Regions from separate parts of the Homo sapiens genome. Here all the other regions are linked to region 1. Evidence: chromatin loops called from intact Hi-C (ENCODE). Cell type or tissue: endothelial cell of umbilical vein. All regions are shown on one strand.

What was found. Peaks named below come from ENCODE experiments on the same cell type or tissue, not always from the same donor. Only the 100,000 strongest peaks of a DNase experiment are listed, where the experiment ranks them.
Region 2: it touches region 1 in a loop (2.9-fold over the local background); 9 of 110 quality-filtered maps call a loop at or near these places.
Region 3: it touches region 1 in a loop (6-fold over the local background); 7 of 110 quality-filtered maps call a loop at or near these places.
Region 4: it touches region 1 in a loop (24-fold over the local background); 18 of 110 quality-filtered maps call a loop at or near these places.
Region 5: it touches region 1 in a loop (3-fold over the local background); 10 of 110 quality-filtered maps call a loop at or near these places.
Region 6: it touches region 1 in a loop (8-fold over the local background); 7 of 110 quality-filtered maps call a loop at or near these places.
Region 7: a loop joins it to region 1, with 2.6 times the contacts of the local background. A loop is called at or near these places in 2 of 110 quality-filtered maps.

The regions. Positions count from the first base shown.
Region 1 is chr10:53,838,068-53,842,067 of GRCh38, forward strand. PCDH15 (protocadherin related 15) reads right to left here. Exons shown (of 38, transcript NM_001384140.1): 29 at 2,253-2,429. Among named protein-coding and RNA genes, the nearest start is that of MIR548F1, 770 kb to the right of the region's middle. In endothelial cell of umbilical vein, no CTCF peak of the experiment used is centred here; a DNase peak (open chromatin) is centred at 1,544.
Region 2 is chr10:52,882,362-52,886,361 of GRCh38, forward strand. No RefSeq gene overlaps it. Among named protein-coding and RNA genes, the nearest start is that of MBL2, 110 kb to the left of the region's middle. RefSeq lists an enhancer at 1,864-2,578. In endothelial cell of umbilical vein, a CTCF peak has its summit at 2,082; a DNase peak (open chromatin) is centred at 2,100.
Region 3 is chr10:53,207,991-53,211,990 of GRCh38, forward strand. No RefSeq gene overlaps it. Among named protein-coding and RNA genes, the nearest start is that of LINC02672, 180 kb to the left of the region's middle. In endothelial cell of umbilical vein, a CTCF peak has its summit at 2,141 (motif pointing right); a DNase peak (open chromatin) is centred at 2,151.
Region 4 is chr10:54,400,769-54,404,768 of GRCh38, forward strand. The region is part of intron 3 of PCDH15 (protocadherin related 15); the gene reads right to left. Among named protein-coding and RNA genes, the nearest start is that of MIR548F1, 210 kb to the right of the region's middle. In endothelial cell of umbilical vein, a CTCF peak has its summit at 2,039 (motif pointing left); a DNase peak (open chromatin) is centred at 2,013.
Region 5 is chr10:53,599,504-53,603,503 of GRCh38, forward strand. No RefSeq gene overlaps it. Among named protein-coding and RNA genes, the nearest start is that of LINC02672, 570 kb to the left of the region's middle. RefSeq lists enhancers at 1-397, 398-1,154. In endothelial cell of umbilical vein, a CTCF peak has its summit at 1,955 (motif pointing right); a DNase peak (open chromatin) is centred at 1,958.
Region 6 is chr10:55,261,746-55,265,745 of GRCh38, forward strand. It overlaps a transcript of PCDH15 not described here. Among named protein-coding and RNA genes, the nearest start is that of PCDH15, 460 kb to the left of the region's middle. In endothelial cell of umbilical vein, a CTCF peak has its summit at 2,379 (motif pointing left); a DNase peak (open chromatin) is centred at 2,366; H3K27me3 peaks cover 177 bases.
Region 7 is chr10:52,949,583-52,953,582 of GRCh38, forward strand. LOC105378308 (a long non-coding RNA gene) reads right to left here. Exons shown (of 4, transcript XR_945968.3): 4 at 1-3,388. Among named protein-coding and RNA genes, the nearest start is that of LINC02672, 79 kb to the right of the region's middle. In endothelial cell of umbilical vein, a CTCF peak has its summit at 2,434 (motif pointing right); a DNase peak (open chromatin) is centred at 2,439.

The DNA of each region.
Region 1 (4,000 bases):
TGGGTTCACGCCATTCTCCTGCCTCAGCCTCCCAAGTGGCTGGGACTACAGGTGCCCGCCACCATGCCCGGCTAATTTTTTGTATTTTTAGTAGAGACGGGGTTTCACCGTGTTAGCCAGGATGGTCTCGATCTCCTGACCTCGTGATCCACCCACCTCGGCCTCCCAAAGTGCTGGGATTACAGGCGTGAGCTACCGCGCCCGGCCAAAAATTTATTTTATGATTTATATATATTCTGTTTTTTCCTTGCCTGCTGGCTATGATAGTTATTTTATTGAATTTAGATGTTTACTGTCCATAATATAATTTAGGTTTGGAAAAACTTATTTAGAATTAATTAAAGATGTTCATCTTGTATTTCATGGTGTCACTTAAAACCCAAGTGGCTTTTTTTTCCCCAAATATTTAATCTCTAGAAGGTTTGCTAGTTAAATTCAAATTCTAATCACCATTATTTTACTCTTTAAAGTTAGCCCAAATATAATACATATTTTTATATTCAGGTAAAAACACCCTAAACTCAATCAATCGTGAAATTTAAAAACAAAACTAATGTATGCAAAAAACACAGAATGCAGGTAGATTCACATAAAAAAGAAATGTGTTGATTTTCTGACAATCGAAAGAATATATATGAATTACTTTGGAAGTTTATTCCTAAACTTTTTAAATTAATAAACTTTTTAAATTAATAAAACTTACAAAAAATTGGCTTGGTAGATCTAAATGTTGCTTCATTTTGGTGGTGACTATAAAATCAGAGTGCGAGCTATTACTTCATTCATCTATATTTCCTCCACGGTTAGTATCCTGTTTTGCACATGGCCCAAATATCTATTAAAAATGAATTGATGAGCCAGGCACGGTGGCTCACACCTGTAATCCCAGCACTTTGGGATGCCAAGGCGGGCGGATCACCAGGTAAGGAGATCGAGACCATCCTGGCTAACATGGTAAAACCCCGTCTCTACTAAAAATACAAAAAATTAGCTGGGCGTGGTGGCGGGCGCCTGTAGTCCTAGCTTCTCAGGAGGCTGAGGCAGGAGAATGGCGTGAACCCGGGAGGTGGAGCTTGCAGTGAGCGAGATTGCGCCACTGCACTCCAGCCTGGGGCACAGAGTGAGTCTCCGTCTCAAAAAAAAAAAAAAAAAAAAAGAATTGATGAGTAACATGTTAAATAATTATGGCTTTTAAAAAATTTTAGCTGATATTAAATCATTATTTTATTATTGCCAAAATAGAAGTGATGAAATTTTGTCGATGAACACATTTAAAATAAAACTAAATTCAGAATTTATTAATTTGAATAAAAATTGAATAGATATTTACAAAATAAATAAATTTACATACACATAATATAGATATATTTGTAAATGTGTATATGGATATGTTTATATGCTGTTTAAAAAGTATAGACAAAGAAAAACTAAATTATGATGTTTCACATATAGAGTTCGGCATGACTATATATACAGGCACATATAAACTATTATGATTGTATATCAATATATATTTTTAACTAAAAATGTTTCATTGAGATAGAATTTCATTACAAGACCCAGTTGGACACTAGGTGTCACCAGAGTAAAGAAAATTCTGTTAACAATTTTTTTTTTTTTAAGTATTTAAGTGTGCTCGAATAACATCCAAAGAAAGTAAGTAGCAGGATTTTCTTTAAGATTCTGCACTTTATTTATTTTTAGGATTTATAACTCAAATTTTTAAGTTCCTGCTAGGATGAAATTTCACATAGAGCATGAACTTAAATGGGAATGATTATCCCACCTGCTCTCCACCTGTAAGTTAAAGAAAAAAGCAGATATTGATTTTTGCTGATTTAGTAGACCTGTAAGAAAGGTGGATTTCTTCTTAAAATGCAAGCATATGAAAATCATTGCAGAAAAACTGCCTCTTTAAGAATCTGTGCTTTCCTCATTAATAGCCAGTGCCCTTGAGCAAGAGTGAGGAGCTGGCAGCAGGTGATTTCAAGGAGCTGTTCCTTGTTCTTAAGTACAAAAGGTCATCTGATGCCCATAAAGAAAATGGGCCCTCTGAAGTCACTGTAGCCCACACTTAGACCTGAAAACTTTAAGGCATGAGAATCCTAGGTATTTCAGGTTCTTTGCTTACACTTCACTTTCAGTAACTATTTGGTGGGTTTTAAACTTTAAGTACTTATAGCCTCAAGTCAGAATCATCTATGGTTGCTATTGTAACCAAAGAGCTGTTACAGATAACAAAAAGCACTTACTTAAAAAGCTCATTTCTATCGATGGCTCTGTTGGTTTGGGGGTCAATTGCATAGACAGTCAAGTCACATTTGGTGTAATCTTCTAGGGAAAAGGCATCTCCATGCCGGCGAGCTCCAATGGACTCCACTACGACCTTGGCACCAGGAATTTGTTCCTGAACATAGCGATCCAAGATCCTATAAATCAAACAAAGTACAAACATGACAGTCCAATGGGCTTTCTGGGAGTAAAAAATTACTCTTAACTTGAAAAGACATTTAGTAAATGAAAAATGATGACAGCCTAGTTTTTTGTTAATGTTTACTGAATATAAACCCTTGAAAAACATTCTCTATATTTTTTCAGCATTTAGCTCCCAATGATGCTAGAAGCTGAATACGGTAGAAAAGGTCACCAACCATGTCCTATTTAACTTTAGGCTTTTTGAATTTATGATACTATTTGAGCTTTTACATGAGAAATGCCAAATATGCTGTACAAATAAAGCTGTCTATGCTTTATAGGAGGCATGGGGTCTTAGAACCCTTGACTTCACATGGTTGGTGTCATAAATTACATCTCCCACTAAAGTCTGTGACACATGACACGTAGCTATATGCTAAGAAGCAGGACTAGGATGCCTGTTTTCCCAAAGGTATAAAAATCCTTGCAGAATCACAGCAACGGGAGAATGTGGAGATATTTTGCAATGGCAGGATTACCACGTTAAGATAAAAATATGGCATGCAAATCTCAGACACTATTTAGGTGAATAAAAACAACATATACCATCTGGTATAAATTAGTGATATTTAATTTAAAAAGCAGAGACAATATTAATCAATAAGTAATTTTCCCATCTCATGACTGGATTTTAATTGAAAGTATGAATTATTACCATTTCCCAAATGTCTCATTCCTTATTAAAAACTTTATATTATTAACCCAAGTATATAAATATTAAGAGCATATAATTCAGTATTTACAGATGTTTAAATTTAAATAATTTTAATTACTATATATGATAAATATTCTAAAATTCGTAGACTCAATGCTCTTTTCTGAGTCTATATTTTGAGGTTTTTTTAGGGGGAGAAGGGCAATATATTCTAAAGTCCTTTGATACATCAGAAAATAACTTTTGCTTCTAATGCCACAATTGACATATTTCTTGCTCGACTGAAAGTATATTCCCTTAAGAGTCTTGTATGTGCTTGGTTTGCCTTGTTATTAGAACAATGAGGTTACTAAACTTTGGAGGAAATGGCTCTACCAGTGCATGCCAGGAGACACTACCAATCATAGTGAAATGTTTGCTTGCTTGTTTTTAAATGTTTGTAACCCAGTACTGTTGAAGTCTGTCTTATTGAAGTACTATTCATTATTTTCCTTTTCTGTCACCACTCCACGCCCACTGGTCTCTCGGCTTCGCAATTTCTTTTCTGATGACATCCTTGAAGTAGACTAAGAAAAGATGATGTGTAAAAAAGGAGGAGGAGCAAATTCACTTGGAAAATATCAGTTAATAGTTGAATGCCTGCAATTCCAGCTAGTCGGGAGATGAAACAGAAGAATCGCTTGAACCCGGGAGGTGGAGGTTGCAGTGACTCCAGCCTGGGCGACAGAGCAAGATTTTATCTCCAAAGGGAAAAAAAAAAAAAAAAAACAACCCCGGGAACCTGAAGATAATGGATGTACTGAGAGACACAGACTAGTCTAACATCATTTGGACTGTGTTTTTCAGATTTTTTTTCCTGAGAGATTTATG
Region 2 (4,000 bases), 960 kb before region 1:
TGTGTTGCAAGGGCAAATACAAATTATAAGTAAGATTCTTAATTCTCCCTGTTGAAAATAAAGAGACTTCCCTCCCTTTTCCTAGACCACTTACTTTAGAAAACTTATACTGTATGTATAAGTTCTTTCTCTTTTTGAAATGTATGTAAATCTTTTTAAAAGCAAAATAAGCCACTTGGCAAAATAGTCTTTCTCAAGGACCTAGGAACCGTGTCTTTCAAATGTAATCAATGAAGGTAGGTAGCACCATATCTCCCAGTTTCCGTGGGAGGGTAGGAACCCAACTTTGGTGAGCACCTTAATTCAAGTTACAAAACTATCTTCTTCCATAAAGATATGAGAAGCTTATTTTTTCTTTTGTACAAATCAATTAATTAACACAGGTAGATACCACAATTACCAGGGGATTTTAAGATGAACTATGTGTGAAAAATGGTGCCGTCAAGTCCTCTTACTTGAGGACTAGTTATTTTTTACCTTGAGGGCACGTGTAGAATGGGTTTATCGGCTTGGCTATATCAAAGCGTAAGATTTCATTCTGTCTTTGCAAATTCTTAGCAGACTATTTGTGATACGCATCACATTCTGGTTTAATGCTTATTCAATAACAAAATTGTTTTCTTCCTCTTCTAAGTTTGTGAAGAAGTTTTTTGGGTTGGGATGAGATTTTGTTTTTAATTATATTTTCCAATATAATATACTTTAGGTTCAGAGACATTTGTATTTTAACTGGTGCCAAACCTTTAAGATTAAAACACTGAATTGCTATAAACTTCCAAGAACCAGTGAACTAAAATGGGAGGTTTATCAGGAAGTCTGGGAAGAGACATGTGTTAAAGAAAAACTTAAAGCAAGTTAAATTTAACAGAGTTTATTTGAGCAATGAAAAGGCTCTAAAACAGGCAGCACTTCAGATGGAAGATGGTTCAGAATGGTGAGCTGTATTTATAAAAAGAAAGAGACAGGAAATTACTTATTACAGAGATTACCTGATTGTTGCAATTCTGCATTTGCCTTATTTGTGAGGAATTTGGCAACGTTCAACCTGGGATTGGCTACTATGGATTGAGACTCCATTGCTTGGTTACAAAGGCATACTCTTAGGTTAGGTTAGAACTTGCTTTCACGCCAAGCTGTGCTGCAGTTCACTACATAGAGAGAAACTTTGGCCCAAATTTTATTAACCAAATATGGAAGGTGCTTTGAGCTAAACTTAAATAAGTTTAACATATGATTCAGGGCCAGGTGTGGTGGCTCACGCCTGTAATCCAAGCACTTTGGGAAGCCAAGAGTTCGAGACCAGCCTGGCCAACATGGCAAATCCCCATCTCTACTAAAAACACAAAAATTAGCTGGGCATTGTGAAGGGGGCCTGGCTAAGGCAGGAGAATCGCTTGAACCCAAGAGGCAGAGGTTGCAGTGAGCTGAGATAGTGCCACTGCACTCCAGCCTGGGCAACACAGTGAGACTCCATCTCAAAATATATGTAAATAAATATAAATATAAATATAAATATATATATGATTCAGGAATACCTGAAGTTCTACACATTAACCAGTCTCTTGGGAGTGAGGAGCACTTTTCTTGGAAGGAAATAGCTGCCCTCCAGTATTTGGTAACAGTCTGCACAGGTTTGTAGCCTAGGAGCAATAGGCGATACCATATAGCGTAGGTTATGTAGTAGGGTCCTTCATCTTTGTTTGTGTAAGTACACTCTGTAATGTTTGCACAAGGATAAAATCGCCTACGGACGAATTCCTGGGGATGCGTCATCAAGCGAGGCATAGCTGTGGTTTCTTACCTGCTTTCTCTGTGGCTTCCACCTTCCATCCGTAAGGCTACTTTCCACAGAGTACACAGAGTCATCTTTTTAATATGCCGAATTACATAATTCTATGCTAAACCCTCCGAAGATTTCCCATTCCTCTTAGTACGTCAGTGACGGTAGATATTGAGACCACCCGATGGAAGAAGAGCGCGTAGGATGTGTTCTGTGACCTACATGCCTATGTCCAAGATAACAAAGGTCAGTACAAATGGGAGTAGAAGGTTGTCATTTCACCTGTTATCCCCTAGATGGTAGTGTGGAACCGCGCAAACTTCTACCTCCGTTGTGATTTCTATGGGGCATTGATGGTGCAGTTATTTTAAGTTGAATCTTCAGGCAGCCTGAACTAAAATCGACAGGAGTTCCTACTTTTTTTCTTTCTTTCCTTTTCCCGCTCCCTTTCTCCTTTTTCAAGAGTGCTAATTGTAGCTTCGAAAACGTGCGCGCGCGCACATACACACGCATCCCAAATGGCAAAATTCTCAAGGTGCTAGATTCTCTCAGAAAAGCACGTCTGCTGTTCCTGAATGTAGACTAAACAGGGTTTCACGTCCAGGAGATGGGGGCTTAGGGAGGGGATCTTCCAGGGAAAGCATTCGAGCTCCCTGGAGCCACGACTCCCTTTAGTGGCTTGTGTCTGCAGTTGAGGGCTGCCTGGCAGACGCCCGGACATTTGGGAAAACAGTCCAAGGTCTTGCAAATTTCATCCAAATTCATCACTGTTACAAAATGCTGCTGTTTTCTTTCTTTTTCCTTTTTTTTTTTTTTTTTTTTTGAGACGGAGTCTCGCTCTGTGGCCCGGGCTGGAGTGCAGTGGCGCGATCTGGGCTCACTGCAACCTCCGCCTCCCGGGTTCAAGCGATTCTCCTGCCTCAGCCTCCCGAGTAGCTGGGACTACAGGCGCCCGCCACCACGCTCGGCTAACTTTTTGTATTTTAGTAGAGACGGGGTTTCACCGTGTTGCCCAGGCTGGTCGCGAACTCCTGAGCTCAGGCAATCCGCCCGCCTCGGCCTCCCAAAGTGCTGGGATTACAGGCGTGAGCCACCGCGCCCGGCTTCCTTCTTTCTTCTGAGGGTGAACTTCTCTAAATGTAGAAACATTCAGAGAATAGGTGGTCACAGGAGAGCAGGTTTGCGCTGGCAGTGAGGGTGGGGTGGCTGGTTCAGAGAACAGAACACACCGGAGCTGTTGATCATTTCCCAGGGAATGGGAATGGAAACAGAGTCACAGGAGCTCCTAGTTGCTGTCGTTTCTTTCAATCAGTGGTTTTTGTGGAGGCAAGAGGCTCCATTGAGCTTCCCGTGGGCATTAGGCTACATAATTTGCAGGTCCTAGAGAAAAATGAAAGTGCTAAGCAAAACAAAAACAAAAAACAAAAACAAAACAAAAAAAAAACAACAAAAAAAAGAATTTTAATACTGGGACTGCAGAGCATTAAACCAGATTGGTCCTCCCAAGGACAGGACCCTATGTGACCACCGCTCTGTTCACACCCATAAAGCCCGTAAAGCTCTGCCACCGGGCATCCACCTTTCCCCCATATTCAGTGCGATATGCTTGTATTTAGCCTTGTCTGTATCTCACTTTCTTAAGCTTTAGGGAGCATTGATTGTGGTATCTTGGACCTACAGGAGAGGTTTTCTCAACAACCTGTGAAAGGAGCTGCTCGCTTTGTAGAAACCATGCTCCTAACCCCTCTTTTTATTCATGTTAATTTAATGTCTGCCTTGATATTGTTCAAAGGAGCTTCCTCAAAATTGGGTGTTTCTGAAGCCTAGGAACAGACGCCTTCTGTTTTGTTCTGAAACAGGCTTCTAAGGAGGAGAATCCTCGATTTGGAAGGGCCCAGGTGAGGCCATGGTTGAACTCAGACCCAAGAAGAGAGAGGCTTTTTATCTGCCTAAAAGCAATCTTGTTTTGGTGACAATGTGTGGGTGGGTGTTTGGCTCTTTTTTAATGCAAGGAAAAGATGTTAAGTTTCAAAAGTAATTTTTGTTTTTCTTGGTCCAAAGTTTTCCTTCTTCCTTTTGGACAACATTCACTTAACTTTCTGCCATAAGTTAATTCAATTATTCTTTGACTACAAATGGATAAGCATGAATTTCATTGATGTGATCAATTTTTAGTAATTACACCACCTTCACATGTGAGATTTCACTAGTCCTTACAGC
Region 3 (4,000 bases), 630 kb before region 1:
GGCTTTTTCCACACACATCCCAATTTGCTCTGCCTTTGCATAGCTGTCAAATATTTAGACTACCCATGGAAGCATGCTGTAACTGCTTGTTGAGGAAAGAAAGGAGGAGGGTCTGAATTTTTTAAAGGTTTTTATGTAAGGGTTATCTCTATCCAGCCTATCTTCACCCTTTTTTTTTTTTTTCAAATAATACACTTTTTCTCTGTTTTTCTAGAATGAAAATAATAATATATTAAACAGAATATATTGCTATAAACAATAATGTTGGAGAAGGCAGAATACATGGGTTTTGATTTTCCTCTCTACTTATTATTTCTATATGCATTAAGTGTTTCACTTCATCTTTATGGACTTGAGTTATCACTTCTGCAAAATGTTATATTACTTGTCTTAAACAAGAGATGGATACTAGAATGTATCTTGAGTAGCCACTTAGCTCCTGGATCTATAATCTTAGCTCAGCAGAAGGTTGTTGTAGCAAAATAGAGTTACTCCTGAAAACATGAAGTACCAACACTTACATACATTTAGAATTTATACAATCAAATTCTATAAATTTGATTTTATAGAAACATCACTGAAACATCAAAACAGATATTACTTTTCATAGGAGAAGGATCGTAAAGAAAGGGCATTTGTACATGTTTCCACTCTACATCCATCCAGCCCTGTCAGTCCATTCCATAGTTCTCTATTTAATAATGGTTACCATGGAAAATAATATTTTAAAACTTTAACAAAGACATGTATATTAAATTATTCAGTTTTCAGATTTACTTTTTTCCCAAATTACACATTCTCTTGCATAAATAATACATTGAAAACAGCAAGTGAATTTTCAACTATTTTATTCTCTGCTTTTAACAGTGCCTCAAATAATTGTGAAATACAGATCTCAGAGCTAGAGGGGAGTCTCCAGAGACCTGTTCCTTCCAGGTGACTGTTTGATTTAAGCTTGCAGCAGTTCTAACGGATGCCAGTGTCTAATGACTGGTGGCCTCTTGAAAAGTTGTGAGTTGCGGTTTTTATTCCATCCTCTGAAAAATAGTCAATAGATGCAGAATTGAGCAATATTTGTTACTATTTCAAGGAAAAGACCAACTGGAAATGGATTAGAAGAGGATAAAAACGTCAGGCATTTTAACTTTACATTTCACAGCATGGCTTTGGAGAACCAGCAAAGCACAGGATTCATTAGACCTGGATTCAAGTACTGGCTGTGTCAATAATTACCAGTGTGACTTTGAACTTTAATTTCCACCTCCTAATAAATGAGTTGATTGCAATGAATGAAATATAAGTTCCTTTTTTTAATTATAAAGTTAATATATACAAATCACTGTAAAACTTGAAAACAGAAGCATTAAAAATCTAAAATCACTCATAAGAGTACAGCTATTTTTCATGTTATTAAAAATATAATTGTGTGATTTGATTCATATATAGAAAGTATAATTGATTTTTTCACAGGAATTGATTATAATTTAGCTTTTATCTTTTTAAAATTACAAAAGACTGATGAAAATATTTCCATATTTATGTTAGTCCATATATTTTATTATTCAGTAATAGGAAAATATTAGATCAAAGGATACCACTAAATTAGAATAAACATTTGAAAAAATCTTAAATTCTGAGCTAAGATTGTAAGTTTTCGTGAAGATTCAGAAGATATGGAAGGATTGGGCACGACCAATTTATGGCCAAGAAAGCTCTAAATTTAGCCTTTCTGAGGATAATCAACTAGAGTGCTCTGCACAAACTTCACCCTCAGCAAGACCCTATTTTTTAAAAAAAATAAATAAAAATCTAAAGGAGAGAAAAAATCTTAATGGTGAGGTTACAAAAAACTGTATATATTACATTGAGCTTTCAGGCTTGTTTCTCTAAACTGGCTTTTTGTGGTACCTGCAGGCATTTTCAATGATTGTTGTAAATAATTTCTGCTATATCCAATGTCGGGCAAACATTTTGCTGAGGAGCAATTTTGATTGTGTATTTGAGAGACAAAAAACATTGCAACATTTTTGCTCTGGCTGCGTACTTTTCGGTTGAACTTTTAAAGCATCATGTCTGTCAGCGTATACCTTACAGTCTTATTTAACTGTCATATTAGGGAAGGTAAGTGTGCATTCTCCAAATTTGTCACTAGATGGAAGAAGAGAACTTTCATTAGATTCCAGTATAGGCATTTTACTTGCTAAAATTTCAATATAGATAGCATTTAGTTAGATTCCATTAGATAAATGGATTTGGTGAGATTCTATTGTATCTCTTTGAAGCCACTGGCAAATTTTGTTCATCTTCAAAATGTTTAGAACATCTCTCAATGCATGGAGCTACAGAAATTTGTAGAGCCTTCTGTCTATGGTGGCAAGGTTATGCTGAGGAGTGGCCATTGCTGCTGAAACAAGTTTGTCAGTCTGGAGGTCTTGCAGATATACCTGGCCTGAGGACGAGCACACATCACACCATCCGTCTTTGGCCCTGAATCTTCTGAGGGTAGCTCTCTGGCATTCCTCTGAGCAGACTGTAGCTTGATCAGGAGCATAGTAAAACTGGCAACACGCCCTTTTCAAAGATACAGTTTAAATTTTGCAGCGCTATGTGCCTGTAACTTTAAGATTGTAAATTTCTGTTTTTTTTGTAACCTCTAGTCATTTGGTTATTTCATTTTCTTTAAAGCTATTTTTCAGCTGCTCATATCTAGACACCATGATCCTTTCTGTCTTGATGTCCCTCCAATATCTTTGATCAGATTTTAAAAATATTGTCCACGTAATCTAGTTTTTTTAATGAAATGATTTATAGAAATTACCCAGACTGCCATCGCCATATGACTCTAATTTGTTCAAATATGCCCTGCATATACACACATCTTTGTACACCAAGTAGGTTGTAATTATATGTTTGATCAATTTTAGCATAGAATACTTAACAATAAATACTATTATGTGATGTATCTTATGAATTTTCTAACAGATTAAATTCAATACTTTAAAAAATTTGTTTTCTTTTATTTTGTTATTTTATAGTGATCCTAGCACAACATGAGAACTGCAGTCTTGACAAATCTTAAGTTTACATTATTGTTGACTGTAGGGATAATGTTATACAACAGATTGCTAGATATTTTTATATTTATTTATATTTATATTTTATTTTAATTTATATTTATCTTGTTTGACTGAAACTTTATACTCATTTTCTTTGACAATCATGATTCCACATTTTGATTCTATGAATTTGACTAACTTAAATTCTTCATGTAAATGTTGTCATGCAGTACTCGTCTTTCTTTGCATGTGTTTTATCTCACTTAACGTAATGTGTTCCAGGTTCATCCATGCTGTCACACATTGCAGAATTTCTTTCCTTTTAAAGGCAGAATAGTATTTCATTAGTTGTATATATCACATTTTCTTTATCCATCCAGATATCAATGAACAGCTAAATTGTTTCCACATCTCAGCTATTGTGAATAGTGCTTCAGTGAACATTGAAGTGCTAATATCTCTTTGAGATTCTAGTTCCAGGTTTTTTTTTGGATAAGCATCTATAAGTAAGATTGCTGGTTATAGGGTAGTTCTATTTTTAATTTTTTAAGAAACCTCCATGCTGTTTTCCATAGGGGCTTCACAATTTGACATCTGCATTAACAGTGTAAAAGGAATCTAATTTCTCCATATCCTTGCCAATATTTGTTATCTTTTAGGTTTTTTGATACTAACCATCCTAACAGATATGAGGAGATATCTGATTGTAGCTTTTAGTTTTATTTCTCTAAAGATTAGTGATATTGAGCGATTTTTCATATACCTGTTGGTCATTTGTATTTATTCTTTTGTGTGTGTGTGAGACAGAGTCTTATTCTGTCACCCAGGATGAAGTGCAGTAGTGCAATCATAGCTCACTGCAACCTCAACCTCCTGGGCTCAAGTGACTCTCCCAGCTCAGCCTCCAGCTGAGCTGGGACTACAGCCATGTCATGCCTGGCTTT
Region 4 (4,000 bases), 560 kb after region 1:
CCAGATATCTACCAGCAAAATATCACCAAAATTAAACAATGAAAGATAGACGAAAAGAGAAAAAAGCCAGAGGGAGAGGAGAGAGAAAGAGAGAGAATGATTATGTTTTACATAAAAAACAGTAAATTGAATTCCTTACTTGATTTTTATAGGTATTGTTCATCTAGTTTGTAGTAAAGGGAACATAGCTATAGACAGGAAACTGTCATTGTTGAGAATTTGGAGCTTAAAAGTATTCAGTAATTTTAAATGCAGGACATGTATTTTCGAAACCATTCATAATTAAGAAATTAAAAAGATTTTAGTAACATTTGTGAAAAACAGAAAGAAAATTATTTAAAAGTCTTTGCTCTTCAGAGATAGTGCCTGGCTCTTGTAGATTCCTTTCACCTCTACACTATGCTAAAACCTGGCTTTGTCTAAAAACAACTTTAGCTATAGATGGTCACTTTCTGTAAAGGCTTTTCTTTGTTATTGTCATAGCATTACAGAATATTGATGACTTCAATATCACCTACACAGAAAAACTGTATATGACTTTTGGAAAAAAAATGAGAGATTTAGGGCAAGCAAAGTTATGCTGTTGTAGATTCAAAAAAAAAATTGACATTTTAGGTTAAGTATATTTTCAATGTTTCAATTATAACTGTAAATCTATAAATGCTGGTAGAGGTAACCTCATTAGAAATAACTCCTTATTCTAAGAGCAAAGAGAAACCTGAAATGCTAAAATGGATACTCATTCTTAATAGGATCAAGAAACACCAAATACCCGTCAAATATCCGAAGATTATATTCAATGACTCTGAACAAGGAAAAAAGCAAAAAATTAAGTGAAACATGAATGAAAGAAATTACAGAAATCTAAACAAAGGTATAATCTATATTAATGGATTGTAAAACTCAGTAGCTTAAGGATGCTAAAATCTCCTCATGTAATGTCAATAAAAATTTCATCAATTTTGAATAAATTGAAGAATTAAGTCTAAAACATATACAATTCAAATTACAAAGTATATGCCCATAATTTATGACTTTACTGCTTAATTCTACCAGCATATAAAGAAGAACACATCTTAAACAAACTATTACAAAAAATAATAGGAAACACATACTATTTTGGTTTTTGATGCTAGCATAACCCTGATAACAAACCTGACAAAAATACATCAAAGAATAAAAAGTACACATGAATATCCTCATTAACACAGATACAAAAATACTTAATGAATTTATTTAGAAAATAAATCAAATCCAGCAATCTATAAAATAATGCATTATGACCAAGTTGGTTTTACCAAGAATGCATGGTTGGTTTAATGTATAAAATACATAAAATCTTATTAACAGAGTGAGGGAAAAAAACATAACTCAAACAACACAGAAAATTCATGTATCAAAAGTAAACGTGTTCAAGATAAAAAATATTAAGCAAATTAGGAATAGAAAGTAACTTCCTCAATCTGATAAGCAAAATATTTACATTAAAGAAAACAGAACTAAATTAAAGCTGACGGGAAGAAGAAGGCAAGATTATACAATCTTATAATTTCTATTCATCATGGTAGTTGGAATTCCTAGCCACTGAAATAAAGCAAGGATCAATGACATATATTAACAACAAAGAAGAACTATGCTCCTATTTAGAAACAGCATGATCGTTTATGTATAAAATATTAAATACAGATAGGCCACCTTTTATTGCTTTCTTTATTAGTTTATTGAACTCCATAAATACGGCATTTTTTTAAAAGTTTGAAGATTTGTGGCAGTCCTTCAAATAAATAGCAAATTTATTAGCCATTTTTTCCATGTGCTCACATCATGTCTGTGTGTCACAGTTTGGTAATTCATGCAATATTTCAAATTTTTTCATTGTTATATCTGTTATGATTATCTGTAATCAGTGGTTTTTACTATTAATTACTATTATAATTATTTTGGGATGCCGCAAACCATTCCCACATTACATTGAACTTAATTCATGAAATGTTTTGTGTGTTCTGATTGCTCCACCTACTGGCCATTCTCCCATCTTTCTCCATCTCTTCAGGCCTCTGTATTCCTTAAGACACAACAATATTAAAATTAGACCAATTAATAACCCTACAATGGCTTCTAAGGGTTCAAGTGAAAGAGTTGCACATCTCTCACCTTAAATCAAAAACTAGAAATTATTGAGCTTAATGAGGAAGGCATGTTGTAACCAAGATAGGCTGAACGCTAGACATCGTGCATCCAACAGTTAGCCAAGCTATGAATTCAAAGAAAAACTTCTTAAGGGAAACTAAAAGTGCTATTCTAGTGAATGCACAAATGATAAGAAAGCCAAAAAACCTTATTGGTGATAAGTAGAAAGTTTGAGTGATCTGAATAGAAGATCAAACAAGACACAATATTTTCTTAAGCCAAAACAAAATCCAGAGCAAGGACCTAGCTCTCTACATAGCTATGAAGGCTGAGAGAGGTGAGGAAGCCACAGAAGAAAAATTGGAATCTTGTAGATGTTGGTTCATAAGGCTTAAGGAAATAAGCCATCTCCATAACACAAAAGTACAAGGTAAAGCAGCAACCACATGATTACATCAATAGATGCAGGAAAGGCTTTCGATAAAATTCAACACACATTCATGTCAAAAACTCTCAAAAAAGTTAGGTATTGAAGGAATAGACCTTGAACTAATAAGAGCCATATATGAAAAACTCACAGCCAACATTATACTGAATTGGCAAAAGCTGGAGTATTTCCCTTGAAAACCGGCACAGGACAAAGATACCCCCTATCACCACTCCTATTCAACATAGTATTGGAAGTTCTGGCCAGAGCACTCAGGCAAGGGAAAGAAAAAGGGGCATCCAAATAGGAAGAGAGGAAGTCAAACTACCCCTGCTAGCACAAGACATGAACTTATATTCAGAAACCCTCAAAATCTAGGCCCATAAGATCCTTAAATTGATAAACAACTTCAGCAAGTCTCAGGATACAAAATCAACGTACAAAAATCACTAGCACTCCTGGACACCAATAACATTCAAGGATCCAAATCAGGAAATCAATCCCATTCATAACTGCCACACACTCACACACACACACACAAACACACACACAAACACACACACACCTAGAAATATAATTAAACAGGAAGGTGAAAGATCTCTACCAAAGAACTACAAAACACTACTTAAAGAAATCAGAGATGATACAAACAAATGGAAAACATTCCATGCTAGTGAATAGAAAGTATTATTTTTGCTAAAATACCTATAATATCCAAAGTAATTCATAGATTCAATGTTATTTCTATTAAACTACCAATGACATTCTTCACAGAACTAGAAAAGGCTATTTTAATATTCATATTATAAATATTCATATTTATTAATGATAAAATATTCTATTTTAATATTAATATTCAGGCCCCAAAAAAGGACCTGAATAGCCAAGGCATTCCTAAGCAAAAAATACAGAGCTGGAAGCATCTGGCTACCCAACTTCAAATTATACTACAGGGCTACAGTAACCAAAACAGCATGGTACTGGTACAAAAACATGCACATAGACCAATGGAATAGAACAGAGAACCCAGAAACAAGGTCACATGCCTCCAACTATCTGATCTTTGACAAAGCTGACAAAAACAATCAATGGGGAAAGGACTCCCTATTTAGTAAATGTGTAGGGAGAACTGACAAGCCATATGCAGAAGATTAAAACTAGACCCCTTCCTTATACCATATACAAAAATGAACTCAAGATGCATTAAAGACTTAAATGTAAAACCAAAAACTATAAAAACCCATTTCTCTGGACACAGGAACAGGCAAAGATGGCATGACCAAGATGCCAAAAGCAACTGCAACAAAAGTAGAATTTGACAAACGGGATCTAATTAAGCTAAACAGGTTCTGTACAACAAAAGAAACCATCAACAGAGTGAACAGACAAACCTACAGAATGGGAGAAAATTCTTACAAACTATGCATTTGACAAAGGTCTAAT
Region 5 (4,000 bases), 240 kb before region 1:
TGGAAATGCCCTAAGTCGGGCTTAATAAACCTCAGTGATTGAGACTTATGCCTCAATCACACATTTCTCTTGTCACTTTTCACAGACCTGGGTATCATGATGGGTTTAAATAGTTTTGTTTACAAGTCTACTATTGTATGTCCTTATAGAACCTAAGATAAGAAAGGGATAGACACAATGAAACCATTATTGACAATTCATACATACACCAGACATATACTATTCTAAAATGAGTCGCCCGAGCACGGTGGCTCACACCTGTAATCCCATCACTGAGGCAGGCAAATCTCTTGAGATCAGGAATTCTAGATCAGCCTGGCCAGCACAGTGAAACACCGTCTGCACTAAAAATACAAAAATTAGCCTAGTATGGTGGTGTGCACCTGTAGTGTCAGCTACTCAGGAAGCTAAGGCAGGAGAATCACTTGAACCCTGGAAGTGGAGGTTGCAGTGAGCGGAGATCATACCACTGCAAGTCTGGGTGACAGGGCCAGACTCTGTCTCAAAAAAAGAAAAAAAGAAAAAAGAAAATGACCCTTTCTGAATGATCCTAAAATGATCACCTCAATACAGCAGGGCGCGGTGGCTCACGCCTGTAATCCCAGTATTTTGAAAGGCCGAGGCAGGCGGATCACGAGGTCAGGAGATCGAGACCATCCTGGCTAACACGATGAAACCCCGTCTCTACTAAAAATACAAAAAATTAGCCAGGCGTGGTGGTGGGCGCCTGTAGTCCCAGCTACTCAGGAGGCTGAGGCAGGAGAATGGCGTGAACACGGGAGGCGAAGCTTGTAGTGAGCCGAGATTGCACCACTGCACTCCAGCCTGGGCGACAGAGCGAGACTCTGTCTCAAAAAATAAAGATTTTGAAAGTCTTTGAGATTGTACCCTTTACTCTCTTCCTGTAGTAAAGCTTTACTATCTTATTAATAAAATTGGTAAGGCATTTAAAATGGATGAGGAAAGAATTGCGTTGATGGTTTAGTCTTAGGAAAGGCTATTATCCTTTAAACTGTAAACTAAATTTTCCCCAAAATTAGCTTGGCCCACACCCAGGAATAACCAAGAGCAATTTGGAGGTTAAAGGCAAGATGCAATTGTTAGGTCAATTTCTTTCACTGTCATAATTTTCTCATGGTTATAATGTTTGCAAAGGAAGTTTCACTATTCGGTAGGGTAACTGCTTACCAAAATATCCAGGCAAGTGAGTGAAATATTTAACAGACTGAAAATCAATGCAGTCGTTTTTATTATACAAAACTAATGATTGTGGTCATGATATTCAAAATAAGAATTATCTAATAATTTGTTTAAGTACAAATACCCATAATGTATGAAATTAATAATGTTTCTTACATGAATTATCTTCTAATAATTTTCTTCTGCAAAAACTTTAACTTTCTTTAAAAATTGGAAACAAAATAATCAAATTGTGGTCCGACGTACTCAACTAACTTGTAAATAACAGAGATGGAGTGTACAACAGTGGAATAGCCAATACAGTGGACATCAACCTAGGTTCTAATCTAGATCCTGTTAGAACCTGGTTGTACAAATTTTAGCAAACACTTTCATCTCTCAGATTTTTAACTGGGTAATAAAATTTTGAAAGAATTGAACTCAAAAGTCTGTTTCAGATCTAAAATTCTAAGATTCTACTTGATGGTAAATATTCTCAAACATTCTTTTCAAGAACAACAACAAAAAAGTCACCCTGAAAAAATTCAAGTGCTAGAGAGAAATGGTTGCCCAATTTTTTTTTCTTTTTGTAAACAGCTTCTCTATTTAATGTTTTACAGAATTAACTAACTATATAATATAGACTTTAAAAGATCAATTACGAGAAATAAGACGTAGAAGTTTTTTAATTATCCGTGGTGTTAACCTCAAGGCTCAACTGCTTAGAAACGTTAACATGGTATTTGCACAAGCATGTTAGCTGCAGCTGTTACATGACACTAGGGGGAGCTCTAATACTGTTTTGTTTTATGTTCACTGTGGCTTTAGCGTTTATTTTTAATTTAGTTGTCATAAATTAATATCTAAATGTAATAATCCTCCAAATACAATAGTACCACCAAAATGAGCGTGCCCAAAGTGTCGATGTAACGTTAAAACTGATAGGGAAATTTGTCAGCCATTTTCACAAATGTGTCTTTAGAAAACTATGATTCCATGATTATTCAAAACTTCCATGAACTATATACGAACACAGATGTGTGTGAGGTTGAATATATGTGTATGTATGCATTTTCAATTGACATGTGACATATCCTGAAGACGGTTCTGTGTGCCTTTGAGAAGAATATATATTCTGCTACTGTTGAATTTATGTTCCGTAGATATACCTGAGTTCCATTTGGTCTATACAGTTGTTCAAGTTCACTATTTCCTTATTGATTTTCTGTCTGAATGAAATATCGTTGTTGAAAGTGGTGTACTGAAATCTCTTATTACTATAGTATCGTTGTCTATTTCTCCCTTCAGTTCTGTTAATATTTCCTTCATATTTAATATTTCCTTTATGTATTCAGGTGTTCTAATGGCAGGTGGATAGACATTTATTTTATATATTTTTATATATTCATATATATGTATTATATCTTACTGATACATTAATCAATTTATCATTATATAATGTGTTTCTTTGTCCCTTGAGATAATTTTTGACTTATATATATATATTTTTTCTGATATTAGCATAACCACCCCTGCACTCTTTTGATTACTATTTGCGTAGAATATCTTTTTCCATCCCTTCACTTTCAGCCTATGTGTGTCCTTAAATCGAAAGTCAGTCTGTTGTAGACAGCATATAGTTGGGTCCTGTTTATAATCTTTTCAACCACTAACTGTATGGTGATTGACAAATTTAATCTATTTACATTTAGGTGATTATTGATATGGAAGAACTTACTATTTCAATTTTGTTAATTATTTTATCTCTGGTTTGTAGTATTTCAGTTTCTCTTTTCCCATCTTGCTGTCTTTGAGTTTTACTGATTTTGAAAAAGTTTGTTTAAATTGTTATGGGTATATAATAATTGTATACATTTATGGGACACATGGGATGTTTTGATATAGGCATACAATGTGAAATGATCAAATTAGGGTAATTGGGAGTAGCCTTAACTGCAAGCTTTTATCTTTTTGGTATGTAAGGAACATTTTAATTCCACTCTTAGCTATTATACAATATACAAAAATTTTTTTAACTATAGTCAACCTATTGTGCTACCAAATACCACATCTTAGTCATTCCATTTATGTACCCACTAACCATCCTCACTTTATCCTCAGAAGGGTTCCCCTTTCTCCACAGGCCTGTTACCTAAAAGACAGGAATTCATTATTGCCTGTCTTTTAGATAAAAGTTATTTTAACTGGTTGAGATATCTCCCTGTTGTTTCGATTTTCATTTTTCTGATGATTAGTGATGTAGAGCATTTTTGTATATACGTGTTTGCCATATGTATATCTTCTTTTGAGAAGTATCTATTCAGCTCTTTTTTTTTTTTTTAGATATTTTGGCCATTTTAAATCAAATTATTTTTTGATCCTATTGTGTTTTTGGGGGGCTCTTTATATATTCTGGTTATTAATCTCTTATCAGATGGGTAATTCATAAATATTTACTTTCATTCTGTGGGTTGTCTCTTCACTTTCTTGATTGTTTCTTTGCTGTACAAAAGCTTTTTAGTTCGATGTGATCCCATTTGTTCATTTTTGCTTTGGTTGCTTTTACTTTTGAGGTGCTACTCAGGAAGTCTTTACCCAGATCAACGTCTTAGAGTGTTTCCCCAATGTTTTCTTCTAATATTATTATAGTTTCAAGTCTTAGATTTAAGTCTTTAATCCATTTTGATTTTTGTATATGGCAAGATACAGGGGTCTAGTTTTATTTTTCTGCACATGGATATCCAGTTTTCCCACAACAATTTATTGAACATACTGTTATTTCCCCAATGTATATTCTTGGCACTTCTGTTGAAAATGACTT
Region 6 (4,000 bases), 1.4 Mb after region 1:
TGGGTAATAAGTTTTTCTAAATCATATTTAAAAAGTAAATTCTAGACTTATATCCAGAAACTATGTGTGTCTTACGTCATTCACTATTAGATTGTCTGTTATTCCCTTGGAGTCAATGATTAAAAGCCAATTGTTATTGCACTAACAACGAAGGAAAACTTGGTCCTCAGAAAGCCAAAAACAAACATAACAAATATGGAAAGCCTCTAATTTCTGCATGTCATCTCAAATTCCATTTCACTGCTGGGAGAAAGAAAGAAAGAGAAGAAGAGAAAAACAAAGAAGGGAGGGAGGGAGGGAAAAAGGAAGGGAGGGAGGGAAAGAGATAAAGGAAAGGAAAGGAGGAGAGGAGAGAAGAGAAGAGAAATAAAAAAGAAAAGAAAAGAAAGATGAAGGAAGGAGTGTGAGGAGAGGAGATGGGGGGAGGGAGGGAGGGAAAGGGAGTGAGAAAGAAAAAAGGAAGGAAAACAAAAGGAAGAAAGAAAGAAAGGAAAGGAAGGAAGGAAGTGATATGGGAGGGGGGCAAAGAAGTCCTGGGTAGAGAAGGGCAGGTCCTTGGTGAGGGCTTCACACCTGGGCCTATGCCCATGGATCTAGTGACGACAGGCATTTCTGTTTTTGTGCCTAAATGTTGCATTTCCTAAGACCACCCTGGCCCACCATGCTTTCATCCTGTGCTTATAAAAACACTGAGACCCTAGCGGGCAGAGACACACAGGCGGCTGGATGCTGAGAGGAACACATCAGCAGAGGAACGCATAAGCGGCTGAATATTGAGAAGAACACATCGGTGGAAGAGTACACTAACAGGCACCAGCAGATGCCGGCAGGCCATCGACCAGCAGAACAATGCAGAGTTTGGCCAGGATGTTCTAAGGAGAGCCCGGCCACTGAGCAGCCCGACTCCAGGGAAAAACCACCTTCCCACTGCATCTCCCTTCTGGCTTCCCAATCTGCTGAGAGCTACTTTCACTCAACAAAACCTTGCGCTCATTCTCCAAGCCCATGTGTGGCCTGATTCTTCTGGTACACCAAGACAAGAAATCCTGGGGAACAGAAAGCTCTCTGACCTTGCAATAAGACAGAGGGTCTAATTGAATTCACTAACACAAGCTGCCTATAAATGGCTAAACTGAAAGAGCACACTCTAACACACGCCCATTGGGACTTCAGCTGTAAACATTCACCCCTAGATGCTGCTTTGGGGTCAGAGCCCCACAGCCTGCCCATCTGCATGCTCCCCTAGAGGTTTGAACAGTGGGGCACCAAATAAGTGAGCCACATCCCATCACATGCCCTGTGATGGGGATGAGGCAACTTTTCCTGTTTCGACTGGGTCTCATCCGGGATCCTGGAAGGTGAATACAAATGTGAAACTATAGAATCAGTCTCTGTTGTAAAACCCTGGCACTTCTCTCTTTTTCCTGCAGGTAAGAGGCTCTCTTTCCCTTCACGAAGTTTTAAACCATCCTAACCGGTCTGGTAAAAACTCCCAGACTTCACCTCTTTTCTCTCTTTTATGGTTTGAAATGGCTTTTATCTCTTCCTTTACAATGTTAAGGGATTTGCTACAGGCTGTGGCAATGTTACTAGGTAAAATGAGCATTTCGCTCAGCAGCCAAGGGTGCAAATCAGACCACCTATGCCTAGAGGTGCCACCTATGCCTCCACCCCAACAGCCGCAGGCATGCATGACTCAGGGCATCTCACCTTTCCCTTTCCCTTCCCAGTTCAGGTGCCTGGGCTTGTGCACAACTTGCAAAGCTCGCACCCAGCAGCCACGAGGGGGAGAGGGAGAAAGCCCTGGTGGTAGCCACAACCCCAAAGGGCCAATAGACGGGCTCTTCTCACCCACCAGGCCAACAGAATGTTTCTCCACTGGGGGAAGGATGTAAGGATTAGAGGGACTCACTTGCACTGAGGAAGAGGCTCTTTCCCCAGGATCTCCCCCTTTTGCTCTTTAAACTGTATTTTTTAATTTATTTTATTTTATTATTTTATTTTTTTGAGACGGAGTCTCACTCTGTCGTCTGGGCTGGAGTGCAGTGGTGCGATCTCGGCTCACTGCAAGCTCTGCCTCGTGGGTTCACGCCGTTCTCCTGCCTCAGCCTCCCAAGTAGCTGGGACTACAGGCACCTGCCACCACGCCCGGCTAATTTTTTGTATTTTTAGTAAAGACGGGGTTTCATCGTGTTTGCCAGGATGGTCTCGATCTCCGGACCTCGTGATTCGCCCGCCTCGGCCTCCCAAAGTGCTGGGATTACAGGCCTGAGCCACCGCCCCGGGCCTGTTTTTCCTTTTCTAAGTGAGGGGGCTCCCCACTCCCAGCACTGTTTCTGATTGGGAAATTAATGCAGGAGTGACCCCTGCTGGCTGATAACTGCAAATTCGTCAGGGCTTATTTGAGACACTCTAAATGGATAAAAACAGCCCCTAAAATACCTTTTCAATCCGAAGCTCGATTCCAAGCTTCTTTTTAAGGGTAAGGCCCTAGAAAGAACAACCAGGTCTGAGGCATCCAAAGCCAGGCCACAGGCACAATATAAATGGGCAAGACCAATTCTTGCCGATTAAACCCCACCCCCAACCCCACAGAAGGAGGCCTTGCTTCATGGCATAAACAGGCCCAGGGAACTCACAGGTTGTTGGCAGCAGGAAAAACAGGAGGCATAGGTGAGGCCGGTCAATTCCTATTCTCCAGGTTTTCCCTGCTTCATGGGTACGTATCACATCAGTACTTATGGCCAGCACCTGCCAAGGTTGCCAGGCCTCAGGGATGCCAGGTGGAAGGGATAGGGAGGACGCTTGCTTTATCTCTTTATCACACCCTGGGTTTTCACTGAAAGAAAGAAGGAAATGAGGGACGCCTCTATTCCCTGTCTTTCAGAATCAGTAACCAGTTCTCTTCACCACCCCCAGCTTATACTCCTCCGGAGTGTGTCCTGAACCACTGGGACTGTTTTGACCCTCAAAATCTGAAGGAAAAACTCCTCATAGCCTTCTGCACAAAGGTTTGGCCAATTATGATTTACAGCAAGGAATTGCTTGGCCTCAGGAAGGAACCATTCATTTTGAGACCCTTTGGCAGCTGGAACTTTTCTATACATGTGAAGACAGATGGTCTGAGGCCCCATATGTGCAGGCTTTCTATACTTTGCAAGGCAATCCAGACCTTTGCCAACAGTGTAAGATTGACCCAGCCCTCCTGTTTGCTGTCTCAGGGAAGGCTGCAAGGGGCAAGCCCAGGGAATTAAAGATACAAATCCGAGGCACTCCCAGTTGAGAAGCCAGCTCCCACCAGCCCTGCTCCTCTGGGTCCACCCTGACTTCCCTATCCACTTTCAGCTTCTCACTTGCCCCCTCCTAGAAATCCTCACCCTAAAGAAGCCCCAGTCTCACTCTTGCCCCTCCAACAGATGCCCAGTAAATTTGGGACCAGTAAGTTCCAGGTCCTCTTCTCCCAATAGTACTTAAAGCAAATCAAGGGGGATCTTGGTAAGTTTCCGGATGACCATGATAGATACAGAGACGATATATTGTGATAGATATAGAGATGTATCTCTATGATATATATATATATATAGACATAGAGATATATCTCTATAATAGATATAGGGATAGATATATTGGGTGAAATTCTGGAATTTCACCCAAATATTTGAAATCTCCTGGGGAGACGTTATGTCATTTTTGAATCAGACCCTGATGGACAATGAGAAGCAGTACACTCTGCAAGCAGCAGAGAGATTTGGGGATGCACTTTGCATCACATATAGCATCAGGGAAGGGGGCAAATATTATGCAACTGGAAGATAAGCAGAACCAGTGAATGACTCTAAATGGGATCCCAGTGACAAGAAGGAAGACACTTTCAGGTGTTTATAATGGAGGGCTTGCACAGGACTAAGACCAAGCCACTCAGTTAGGCTAAGTTGTTCATTATCGACCAGGGATTTGCTGAAAACCCCACTGCCTTCCTGGAAAAGCTAAGAGAGGCCTT
Region 7 (4,000 bases), 890 kb before region 1:
TGTGGTTTTACCTTCGTAAAGTCAATTTCCCACCTTTCTCCTGGCGAGCCTCCCCGGAGGCAGTGACGTGGGCTGGGTTTAGGACCTTGTTTGGCGTTTACCTGAGCACTAGCCGTATGCTGGAGAGCTGCTTGGTTAGTTAAGTCCTGAAGGTGGGGGATCTTGAAATGGCTCTTTAAAAGCTGGGCCAGTTTTACTCCTCCCAGATGGGTGGTAGAATGTAGATGATTGATTAAAGCTTCCCCGAGAGCTTGGGGCATGAAGATTCTGAAATCAGGAAGAATCCACCAACCTTCCTGATTTTTACTGGCCTGAAGATCCGAAGTTTGTTTTTCTTCCTCTGGGGAGTATTCTGGGTGGCCTGGCAAGTCTGGTTGCGGAAAGGACACAGCGGGCAGCAGGGTGAAAGGCACGACCAGGAGCCGAGCTGCCTCTCAAGCTGCAGAATCTGCTCTTTGGTTACCTCGAGCAACGGCCGTGTCTTCTCTTTGATGTCCTTTGCAGTGAATTACAGCCACCTGCTGAGGGAGCCAAACAGCTTCAAGCAGGGTCAAAATTTCTTCTTTGTCTTTTATAGTTTTACCCGCGGAGGTGAGTAGCCCTCGCTCTTGATAGATGGCTCCACGTGCATGTGTAGTAGCAAAAGCGTATCTGCTGTCAGTGCAGATATTAATACATTTGTCCTTACCCCATCAGAGGGCCTGAGTGAGGGCAACCAATTCAGCCCTTTGTGCCAAAGTACCTGCCAGCAGTGCCTGGGCCCACAGTACATATGAATCTATAGTAACGGCCGCACCAGCCTTTCGTACTCCCTGTTTAAGGAAGCTGCTGCTGTCTGTAAACACAGTGGTATCTGCCTCCTTTAGAAGCACATCTTGGAGATCAGGTCGCCCAGTTTCTGTAGTCTCTAACAGTTCTTGGCAGTCATGGACAGGTGTGGTAAGGTGTGGATCAGGGAGCAAGGTAGCTGGATTTAAACACCTTGTGAGAGAGAAAGTTAAATGAGGCTGATCTAACAGTAAGCTCTGATACTGCAGGATGCGAGCATTCGACATCCATTTGCCAGAGGCACTTCGTAGCAAATTCTCTATGGCATGAGGAGCCGTGAGGGTTAAATTCTGGCCCAGAGTCAGTTTATCAGCCTCCTGGACCAGGCTTGCTGTTGCCCCTACAGCTCACAGACAACTTGGCCACCAGGAGGCCTCAGGGTCTAGTCTCTTAGACAAGTAGGCCACTGGGCATTGCCATGGTCCCAAAGTCTAAGTGAGTACCCCTTTAGTGACTCCCTGGCTTTCATGAACAAAAAGGTGAAATGGTTTTGAGATATTTGGGAGGACAAGAGCAGGGGCCTCCGTTAATACCTTTTTCAGGTTTAGAAAAGCCTGTTCTTCTTTGTCAGTCCAAACTAGCGGGCCATTAACTCCAGTAGCGGTATAAAGGGGCTTGGTGATTTCCGCGAACCCTAATATCCATAGGTGACTGTCCCACAGCCCCCGGGAATTCATGTACCTGTCTTTTGGTGGTGGGAGTGGAGATTCGCAGGATGGCCTTCTTTCAAGCACTGGTGAGTGCCCTTTTTCCCTTGTTTATCTCGTACCCCAGGTAGGAAACTCTGGGAAGACAAAGCTGGCCATTCTTGGCCGAGACCCGATACCCGAGTTCCTGAAGGAGGTAAAGTAGGTCCCTAGTATGTTGCAGGCAGCTGTCAGTAGTTTTAATAGCCAATAACAGGTGGTCTACATACTGGAGAAGAGTGCAGTGAGGGTTACTGGCTCAGAATGGTATAAGATCCTGTTGGAGGGCTTCCCCAAAAAGGGTAGGGGAGTTTTTAAAACCCTGGGGTAATTGAGTCCAGGTTAATTGGGTGGTGTCTCCCGAGCCAGGATCTGTCCATTCAAAAGCAAAGACAGGTTGGATTTTGGGGGCCAGAGGAATAGCAAAGAAAGCATCCTTTAAGTCAAGGACAGTATACATTGTATGTTCGGGCGGGAGCAGGCTGAGTAAAGTATAAGGGTTAGGCACAGTTGGATGGATGGTAACTGTCCACTTGTTAACTTCCTACAAATCTGTACAGGCCGGTAATCATTTGTTCCGGGTTTCTGGACCGGCAAAAATGGAGTATTCCAGGCGGACTCACATGGTGGGAGTATACCAGCTTGTAATAGTCGCTGAATATGGGGATCGATTCCCTCTCTAGCCTGCTGACTCACAGGATATTGTTTTACCTGGACTGGCAGCAGTGGCCAGGAGCTCTACAACTACTGGCAGATGGTGCTTTGCCATTCCTGGGGGGTTTGATTCGGCCCAGACTCAGGGAAACAGAGTCTGTAAATCCAGTAGGAGAGGATTAGTACTATTTCCCAGCAGTTGTGAGGGTGAAACTAAGAGATATTCCTCTGACAGAGGGGTGGTTAGCAGAAGCTGAGCAGTAGGGGGTGCTGTGTCCCCTAACATGATGTGAGCTTGTTGGGCCGAGAAGGAGATGGACGTCTGTAGCTTATGAAGTAGGTCTCGTCTGAGGAGGGGGAAGGGGCACTCTGGGACTGCAAGAAATGAGTGGGTTACTCTTTTCTGTCCCAAACTCACCTCTCGTGAGTGGGTGACAGGATATTCCTGAATAGCTCCCATAGACCCTTGCACAGCCACCTTTTTATTAGAGACACTGCCCAAGGGTATCTGCAGTACCAAGTGTTCCGCCCCGGTGTCAATTAGGAAGCGTATAGGCTGGCCCCCCAGTGTGGCAGTCACCATGGGCTCCCAGGGGCCAAGGGAGAGGGAGCCCCGGCCCCATCAATCATCAGATTCCTCCGCAGCAGGGAGGGTGAGGACCTTTTTCTCTTCTGGTTTTTCTTCTGGTTTTAATGGGCATTCCATTTTCCAGTGTCCAATCTGCTTGCAATAAGTGCATTGGTTTCTTTGTAGGGGAGCCTGCTCAGCTTTTGGCCTTTCTGGCAGGGACCCGGGATCCCTTGGCCAGTGCTCTGTGATGGGGGCCCTTCTGTCTTGGCTTCTTGGATGGCAGCCACGAAGATTTTTGCCTGTCTTTTTGATGCTTTGTCAGCAGCCCTTTCAGCTGCCTGAGCTGCCTGTTTTTGCTTTTTAACCTCTCAATTGTCAAAAACTTTCTGGGCTATCTCTAAAAGTTGGCTGGTGTTCATTCCAGCAAATCCCTACAGCTTTTGTAACTTTCTTCTATCAGGGGCTGCCTGAGCCACAAATGCCAAATTAATAGCACGGCTATTCTCGGGAGCTGCCAGGTCAAAAGGGGTATAAGTCCAATAGGCCTCTTGGAGGCATTCTAGAAACGCTCCTGGTGACTCATCGGGCCCCTGGACCACTTCAGTTGTCTTCGACAGATTCATGGGTTTTCGAGTGGCTCCCTTGATACCTGCAAGGAGATACCAATGAAAATTATCCAAAGCTCTCTTCCCACTTGAGGAGTTTGGATCCCAATCAGGCCAGGTAGAGGGAAAAACCTCCTCAAGGAGGTCTTGGGCTTCCTCCTCTGGTCTACTGGCTGATGTAAGGAAATACTTTCTGGCCTCTCTTTGGATACGGTCCCTCTCTTCAGAAGTGAAGGTTTAAAAGGAGTTGCTGACGGTCATCCCAGGTGAGCTGGTGGGTCCAGAGCACGGACTCTATCAGTGAGGTCAAGACTTGGGGCTTTTCAGAGAAGGGGGGATTATGAACCTTCCAGTTGTACAGGTCAGAAGTAGAGAAGGGGACATAAACTAAAAATGGAGCAGAACACTCACTGCCCGGGGGGATTTGGGACTCTCTCAGTGGGAGGAGGGGGGCCACCTCCTCCAGCCAAGGCTGTAATTGGGTGGCTATAGGGAGAGAGGCCACAGGGGACGTAGTCGAGGAGACAAGGGAAGATTCTGGGGGAGCAGGAGGGTTATAGGGCGGCAGACATGGGTGAAGAAAATTTTCCTCTTCTTCAGAAGGAGGCAGTACAGGAGGAGCCGAGGGAGGGGAGGGTTGGGGCAAAAGTTTGGTC